Regions from separate parts of the Homo sapiens genome. Here region 1 is linked to region 2. The links are chromatin loops, found by intact Hi-C in ENCODE. Cell type or tissue: PC-3. All regions are shown on one strand. Each heading gives the region's core, and the rest is flanking DNA. Links, peaks and the distances in the headings are about the cores only. Region 1 overlaps LOC107986770 (a long non-coding RNA gene). Region 2 overlaps LOC105375161 (a long non-coding RNA gene).

Region 1 (4,407 bases), core at 326-4,325, 200 kb after region 2:
AATGTATTCTGTGAAATACTCAGCAAGTTTGAAAATGTGTTTAGAATACAAATGTCTGTTATGAGTTATTTGACAGCTATCTTATCACTGATACAGAAAATTAGTTAAAATCCACAGCTTCCAATCTACTAAGATTAAAATTCCAAATAGAAGTTAGAAGATTTGGATTTTAAACTCGAGTTTATTCTCAGACTCCCTTTTAATATTTGGTAAATTTTTTTAACCTTTTTGGTTTCAAGTCTTCTAATTTTCCGAATGCTAGATTATTATTAAGAACTAATGAGGCCTAGATTCCATAGCTAATGTAAGAACGCTTCTGTAAAGACTCGATTACAAACCCAGTTTTGGAAAGATCTGGTCAATAGTAATAAAGAACCAACCTATCTGATAAAAACATTTTAACTATACCCAAATTCAGAACTTGCCCAAAAAGAAGCCTGGAGCCAGGATGAAATCAGGAATTCATAGTGTCCAAATTATAATACTTATGAAAATAACTTATATTTACTCAGAGAAGTGGTTGTTAGACTTTAACGTGCATCAGAATCACATGGAGGCTGGTTTAAACACAGATTGCTGGAGACCATTGTCAGAAATTTTGATTCAGGCGGTGGGGGGGATGGAGACAGACTAGGAACTAACAAGTTCCCAGGGGTAAATGATGTTAATGGTCCAGGATCCACACTTGAGAACCACTGAGTATTACTGGTAGGTTCTCAACTTACTTTGTGCAATTAAAAACAAAAAAAAATAAACTTAGAATACAATTATTATTTGATTTCCTCTCTCTGTATCTATTTTAATACAGGTGCATGCCATATATACATATAGATATACTATATACATATGCATACATATTTGTATTTATAATTTTATATATTGTACTTATTTGTTTCTATTTTAACCACTCAGGGACCAATTCCCCTGAGGTTAAAAAATATACCTTCAGTTAATGTTTGTTGTTAATTAAAATAATTTCTGAATGTAAGGGTCATAAGAGGTACTTGGCCGTCAATGACATGGAACTGCCATGACATGCCATTCAGTGAGTCAAGAAAACACCAATTCTTATTCTTCATACCAAGAGTTTAAATATAACTGACTGCCTGAAAATATCAATCAGGTGGAAGATGAGAAAATTTAAATGCTAGTATTTATGTTTCTGACCTTGGGAATTTCATTTTTTCATAAATCCAGACACCTCTATGCCATTCTAAAAGGCTTGACTTTTAAAGTAACATTGAAATAAACCATTTGTCAAAATGGATTATCTATAATTGATCGTTCTGTTAATGATTTTAGAACCTTCAAATTTTTGTATATAGAGTTTTTATAGAATGAGACACTCATGTATTGGCTTACTGACATATCACAAAGCTTAATACAATTATAAATTTAGAGTAAGTGCCCAAATTTAGTCATTTTTAAAATTTTTCCTGAGCACTGGCTTAAAAAATCTTATACTTTAAATCTCTTTGCATGTTTGTGCATGTATTTCATAAAGTATACATCCATGCATTTACATAATTATACAAATAAATGAAAACAAAAAATGAAAAAACATATTTGAAAATCTTTCTAAGAAGTCCATTTAGATTGTAATATGAAACAATGTGTCAGAAGTATCTCCTACCTTTCTAATTTTCTTATGTTTGTACCTTGTGTTATTTTTCATATCAGTAGCTGTGATTTATACATTTAAAATTTTTATGATATTTCTTTTTTTGTCATTTGTTTATTATATCAGCATATATTGTGGGAATATTTTCTTTGGACTTTTTTTTTTTTTTTTTTTTTGTAATTGACTAGCTTTCATCTCGGTTTGTGAAAGAGAACCAGCTGTTTTCTTGAAAGATAATTTTCTGAAGCTGTTGTGGGCCATAATTACACTGCAATTACACAGCAATATCCATAAAAGCAGATGAGGATTCTATGTGTCCTTTTACCTCATTAGAGGTTGCAGAAATGATAGATGCAGCCTATCCTAGTTTGACTACTGCCCTCTATTGGCAAAATCAATTTTTGGCATAATCCAAAAGATAGAAGCAATAAAAACAGAGATAGACTGTGCTTGTTTGCTTTTGCTTTGTTTCGTTTTCAAACCATAGTAGTATATTGGGTCACCAGTTTAACATTATCAAATATTTCAAAAACTTTTTTTTTACAATTACAATTTAAAACATACTTTTAAAACCTAGCTACTTAAAATTACTTAAACTAGTGTTATGTGAATTGGGGCTTTTTTACAGCACCAAACTACAGAGCACTAATCTTTTCTTCCTCACTGGAAACCTACTTGATCATATCCATCTTTTCAGTACAGAATCAGTTGGATCTTTTCCTTGTTCCCAGTATGAATCCTCCTCTTTGAAGCAACAGTCTCCAAGCAAATTGAGATTTTTTTTTTTTTTTTTTCCTCCTGAGATGGAGTCTCACTCTGTCACCCAGGCTGGAGTGCAGTGGCGCGATCTCAGCTCACTGCAACCTCCGCCTCCCGGGTTCAAGCAATTCTCCTGCCTCAGCCTCCTGAGTAGCTGGGACTACAGGTGCGTTGCCACCACGCCCGGCTAATTTTTGTATTTTTAGTAGAGACGGGGTTTCACCACATTGGCCAGGCTGGTCTCAAACTCCTGACCTTGTGATCCGCCCACCTCAGCCTTCCAAAGTGCTGGGGTTACAGGGGTGAGCCACCGCACCCTGCTGAAAATTGACATTTTTAAGTCTTTTACTATTTCCAAAATCAGCAATTAATCAAACCTTTATTATCACCATGACAAATAAATATTTGGTCATCTGCAGAAGAAAAATTTACTCCAAATAAATTGCTGAGAAAAAGAATTTTCATTTTAGGACAGGCAATAATATTTTCCATATTATGATTGAGAAAGAAGATGTAAGAAAACCAGCTTCACAAAGCAGCTGAAACTATCTTGAGTGTTGCATTTAATGTGTGTTCTATGGTGGGAAAGGTGCACATGTACAAATAAACATCATCTTTCATGGATCTTTGATTCTGACTGGCAGATGAGGAATATAGTATTTTAATAACATTTATTTTGGCAGAAGTAGAAGGAAGTAATCTAGTTTTGTAACCAGTTGGGCAACCAGAAAAAACAAATCTTCTGTGAGTCCTTTTATGACCTTCTAGGAATGAGAACTTTTGAAAGACTTGAACATTTTTAAAAGTAAAAATAAGGTTTTTTCTAAATTTCACTTTCTTGCACTTATACCAGGTAGACTGCTGTCTTCCCATGTGACATTCTTAATGTAAGTATTTGCTGTGCAGCAAACGTACATAAATTTAGTTGCAAAGTTTCTGGACTGATGTCAAATTTAGGAGGTGAGAGAATTAAAATTAGTTCATTTCTTTGCCAACACTAACATAAATCTCGGAGCACATTTCCTCAGATGCACTAAAATGGTGACAGCTTAGTTAACCACTGGGGAAGTTTTGTGTATGAGAGCTCGTATTCATTTAACAATTTCAGCTGAGCATGATCCCACCTCAGTTGCCTCTTCCTTTGTGTAATTAATAACACCATTGGCTTTTTTGAGAAGAGGATTTATCTCACAAAACAAACAAATTTCAGGCAGAACCCATCGTGCTACGGAAAAGAAAAAGAAAAATTGTATGCCTAGAATGTCATGTCTTGTTTTTTGTTCAACTCTTTTGCCAAATGTCTGTTTGCAACTACACAGCATTTTTGAAGTGGAACATAGCTGCATAATTGACAGGCTTTTTTTTTTTTTCTAGCAATTTCAGTCACTGACTGCGAACCACTGTTGATTAGTCTTTAACAGTTGACAAAACTATGTGCACATTCAGAAAATAACCTGACAAGTACCTGGTAATATATAGAACTGGACTCTGTTATTTAACCTGTTAGTAGAGAGAAAAAAAAATCCCTTTCCTCCGCTTTCAACTACCTCACTGGCTTATTTTCTTAATGCTAGTATTTCTAAGCCATAGTTCAAGGATTTTTATTTATCCCTGATCATTGTTCCTCTTTATATATTGATATTATGATTAACCAAAAATGTCTCTTGCAAAACATATAATTATTATTTATTCATAAAATAAATATGTATTGAGTACTTACTGTGAGTCAGGCACCATTATACATGCTATGGATATGCCCCTGAACAAAACAGAAAAACTTCCTGTCCACAGAGAACTTACTTTCTACTGGAGGTGGTCAGAAAATAAATATTTAAGCATTAAATCCTTACCATGTCAAGTGGTTCTAGCTCTTATTAGGAAAAAATAAAGCAGAGGATATCTGTTAGGACTCAAGCAAGAAAGCAGAACCACTATGAATGATACAGAATATAGGAGCTTATAATAGGAACTTAACACAATAATTGACCTAATGGAATTGCAGAAGCTGATAAAGGATCTGTTCAAGG
Region 2 (4,407 bases), core at 242-4,241:
TGGCAAAGCTGGGATACCAAGCTAGAGGGCTTCACCTCAAAAGCGTATGATTTTTGGCTTAATGAATCCTGTGTCTCTAGTCACAATAGCTAAATTTGTTCTGCTTTCATCCACATTTACACTTTCCTTACAATATGTGTACCACTTTATTTTCTTAGTAGACCAGGAAGATAGAGTTCTAGGAGGCATTACTTCTGGCCCAAATGAGATCATATCAAAATCAAGAAAATCAGGAAGAGGGGTGTGTGTGTGTGTGTGAGAGAGAGAGAGAGAGGAAGAGAGAGAGAGATTCCTTAAGTGTGCAAATTTTGAGTCCAGTTTTACACATAGAAGGGTGAGATACAAACAAACATTGCATGCCAGTGGGGATTAAAACTGTAGAGCTTTTGGAAATTGGCTCCTCCCTGTGTTTGCCAAAACCAGTCTGGTGCTTTGTGTCACACTTCCCTGCCATATGCAGGCAGGCTGGCTCTTTTCCTAGGGAAACTGTTTATTTTAAAACCCACCCGAAAGATACTATTCGGTAACAGTGGTTATCTCTGTTTTCTACCATAGGAGAACCTAATATTTTGTAATTGTACAGTCTAATGGCTTCCTGTGTTCAAGTGACAAAAATCCAACTCAAACTAGCTCAAGGCAAAACAACCACAGCAAAAACAAAACCCAGCAAACAAGTTTACTGGAAGAATTCCTGGGTAGCTCAAACACTGAAGGAAGTTCTGAAGAAATAACACTGCTTTAGAGCTCTTAGCTAGATCAAGTGAAAGTCTCGAGGCTTTTTATTTTCTGTTAGTTCTCGTTTCTTGTAGCCATGTGCATTCATCTCATTCCTTTCTGTTCCCCAAGTACTGAGGAGTGCATGTGGAGGGTTCTGGCAAGAGGCCCAGGGGTTGAGTGAAGCTTCATGCCTATATCATTTCAACTTGGAGATCTGAAGGAAGGAGCTCTCACCACCCTTCTTCCCAGAAGGGTAAAGAATACCAGGGAATGCCTTTGCTTGTTCTGGCTTAGGTCCCCTGCTCTCTCCTGGACATGTCACAGTGGCCAGGCCTGCACTACATGCCCAATCCCCAGAGTTTCGCGATTGGCATTCCCTCCAGAGTTGAAGCAGAAGAAAGCCAACCCTGAGTGGAAGGGAAAGAGTTTGCTCCAGAAGAGAAGGAAGAAAGAGTGCCTAATGAACTAAACACTCAGTGACAATTACAATGATATTTCATTTCTCCTTATTACTTTACCTCCCATGGAACCTGATAGATAAGTAACAGATTTGGCTTATAAGGCTGGTGCTTTCCCTTCCAATTCAAAGCTGATTGAGGACGTAATTATGTTGTTGAACAGACAAACTACAAGTGATTAGAGTGTCTAGTGGCCATTTTAGTTTTGAATGGTAGATAAACGTACAGAAATTGGAGTTAGAATTGGGGTAAAGCCAAGGCCACTCACTTGTATTGATGTTTCATAACTTCTCTGAGCCGCATATGCTTCAGAAAATAAATGGGAGAATAATGGTACCCATTGGGTAGTATTTTACATAGATTCAACAAAATCATTTTATTTTATTTTATTACAGAAGGGGTTTCATTATGTTGCACAGGTTGACCTCAAACTCCTGGACTCAAGTGTTCCACCCACTTTAGCCTCTGGATTTGCTGGGAATACAGGTGCTTACCACTATCCCCAGCCTAAAGAGATTATTTATAAAAGCTTGTAATCAAAAACCTGCCATAGAGTAAATATTCAGTGTGTGTTAAATAGCAATAAAAGCAGTTAACAGAACCTAACAACAACAACAAAAAGAATTCTACAGTTTAATCATGAGGTAGAGATTAGAGTGAAATGGTCAGTTTTAATATACTCACAACAGACCACATTTTATATGTGTGTATTATAGATACACACATATATACATACATTCAATATACTAGTTTAGAAGGTGAGCAGCTTATTTTAAGTCATGTGAACAAGGTATGTAGAACTTCAACAATTGCTATTAATGTCAGTTCTGTTTTGATGTTTCACATATCACTGGCCAGAACTTGAACTTTTATAGTTAAGGTTTTGCATTTAAGTCTTTCCTTTTAAAATTATCTTCCATATCCATGTATATTTATGGAATCCTGGACCTTGTTCCCAAAGCTTCCCCTTTATGCAGAATATTCTATAAAAATCACTTGCTTTATTTTAAAAAGTATAAAAACTCACATATTATAAAACTTTCAAGGACATATTTGTATTTTTCTCAACTCCTTGCATGATTTAAATTACTTCTTGGTAAATACATGAACAATATGGAAAGAAGAGTCCATTTGATATTTGTAAAAAATGAATGGAATGTACCGTGAAAACAGTATATTTTAAAAGTTTCATGCGCAGAATTTATTTGACTAAGCCTATGAGAGTATTGAATTAGTGCCTTTGTAAAAAATAATTCTACTGGGGAAAAAAAGAAGATCTTACCAAATTTTAAAATTAGACAGCACTTTATTTTATAATAAAACATTATTTAATTTTTAAGAAAAATTATAATTGTTGACCACCAGATGGCTCCCATATTTTTAAAAATTCAGCAGAAAGAGTGGAAACTGTTCAAAATAAACAGATTTCAAAGAAACAAAGGTAAAGAAAATGATATAACCTGTGAAAGTTTTAACCACCTATAAAAATAATTTAAGTAACATAATTTTTAGAAATTTCTTTCTCTTAAAAAAAAATCCATTATTTGTGAACAGCAGGCACAATATACCCTTCGAATTTATGCCAATCTTTGAAACTACTATTTTTCTGTGTAAACTACTACCCCATAGGTGCTATTATTCTCCCCATTTGTTTGCCTCCTCTTTAAGTATCATTCCACCAGACATATAACAATAATGTCACATTACAAATCAAGGTTCTCCATAAAAGCAAAATAATTTTGACCTGTGTCAGCAATGGAGCCAATTCACGATGTGGGATGCATTATGCATCACAGCTCAGCTACGATGTTGCTGGTGTCATGGACAAAGTTCTAAAGGATGTGTTTTACTCATCTTAATATGTAAGCTATTAAGATAATAGACCCTGCACTTGTCACTCTGACAGCTTTTTTTAAAGGCTAAGCTGCCCAATTTGTCTTTCATTAAAAGCTCTAGTACTGTTTAGTGATATGCAGTCACTGAGCCATTGAGCTTTCAGAGTGTACGATTCTATTTTGAGAAAAATTTTGTCAATAAAAAAGGCATATGTTTCAATGAGTCATCTTAACAGAGCAAACTCATAAGAACGGGTTGACCTGCACTTCCACCCCGCTACTGAGTTTTCCCTACCTTTTCTTGTTAGCACAAAGCTTGCCCTGGTACCTCGTGCCACAGGGAAACCAGAAATATGGAGACAAGGTCTCCTTAGCCCATATGGTTTTATTTGCGTTCTGCTGGCACAGTTATAGTCATACAGTAACCAACATAAATTTTTAGTTTTATTATCACCTCTAAAAAGAGACAGAAATGTGAAAATTGAAGCCAGAAGGTTTGTATCACAGGATTAATTAGGCAGGGCCAAGTGGAGTCTCACTCCTCCTGGCAGCGAGCGCCTCAAGAAGGTGCCTGCCTTCAATTACGGAGCACACAAAGCAATTAAAAACCCTGTTTCTTTTTCCTGAGGTGTTACTTGTTACTTGATAAATCTCTTTTTTAAAATTCTCTGGGGATCTGAATTGGCTAGAGGTGCAATCTACCGGGGTAGATATTCATGAAAAATTGATTTAGCTCTAGCCTAAGTGCAATAGGTTTAAAATAAACCTGAAAGGAATGAACAGTGTGTTTCTTGGCTGACATTTTATTGGCCATTTTTTTTTAATGCACAAAAGACTAGATAATTAAGAATTGAGACATTATGGATCTCCACTAGGAGATATGAATCGAATTGGTCAGCCGTCCCAGGCATTTTATCCTAAGTCACAGTGCACATTTGATTAACCTTTCTTATGGGGTTATTTGTACATTCTATGGACAACACTGTGGTGTGCATAAGTCAGATTAAGTGCATGCCTCCCAGAACCCACATTCCCTTTCTAATAGAGAATTGGCTTGGCATGAAATTATATCTTTTTACCTGATTTACGGCCTAACCCAGAGGGATTTGAAACTTGGATCTATTGTTTTATTTCTCCAAAAGGAACTTTTCTTGCTTTTCACTGTTATTTTTGAGAATTACATTATTATCTTAACTCTGGAATGATTTATAAATATTCAGGAGTAAGTTTCAATTGTCTTCTGTACAGCTAGTTTTGTGGACTGGGATTTTACCAGTAGTACGTAAATCACCTAGCTAACCCTTTCCTCTGAAACATAAATAATTTAAAATATGCAATGTGTACAGTGTATAACTGGTACAAAGAATAGTGCTCTATCCAGACATATGAGCTTAAGC

Evidence for each region. Peaks named below come from ENCODE experiments on the same cell type or tissue, not always from the same donor. Only the 100,000 strongest peaks of a DNase experiment are listed, where the experiment ranks them.
Region 1: a loop joins it to region 2, with 11 times the contacts of the local background. A loop is called at or near these places in 8 of 110 quality-filtered maps.

Annotation. Positions count from the first base shown.
Region 1 is chr7:13,522,888-13,527,294 of GRCh38, reverse strand. All of the region lies in intron 2 of LOC107986770 (a long non-coding RNA gene), which reads right to left. Among named protein-coding and RNA genes, the nearest start is that of ETV1, 460 kb to the left of the region's middle. In PC-3, for the core only: a CTCF peak has its summit at 1,996 (motif pointing left); a DNase peak (open chromatin) is centred at 2,004; H3K4me3 peaks cover 435 bases.
Region 2 is chr7:13,723,939-13,728,345 of GRCh38, reverse strand. All of the region lies in intron 1 of LOC105375161 (a long non-coding RNA gene), which reads right to left. Among named protein-coding and RNA genes, the nearest start is that of ETV1, 260 kb to the left of the region's middle. In PC-3, for the core only: a CTCF peak has its summit at 2,735; a DNase peak (open chromatin) is centred at 3,265; H3K4me3 peaks cover 420 bases; H3K27ac peaks cover 1,198 bases.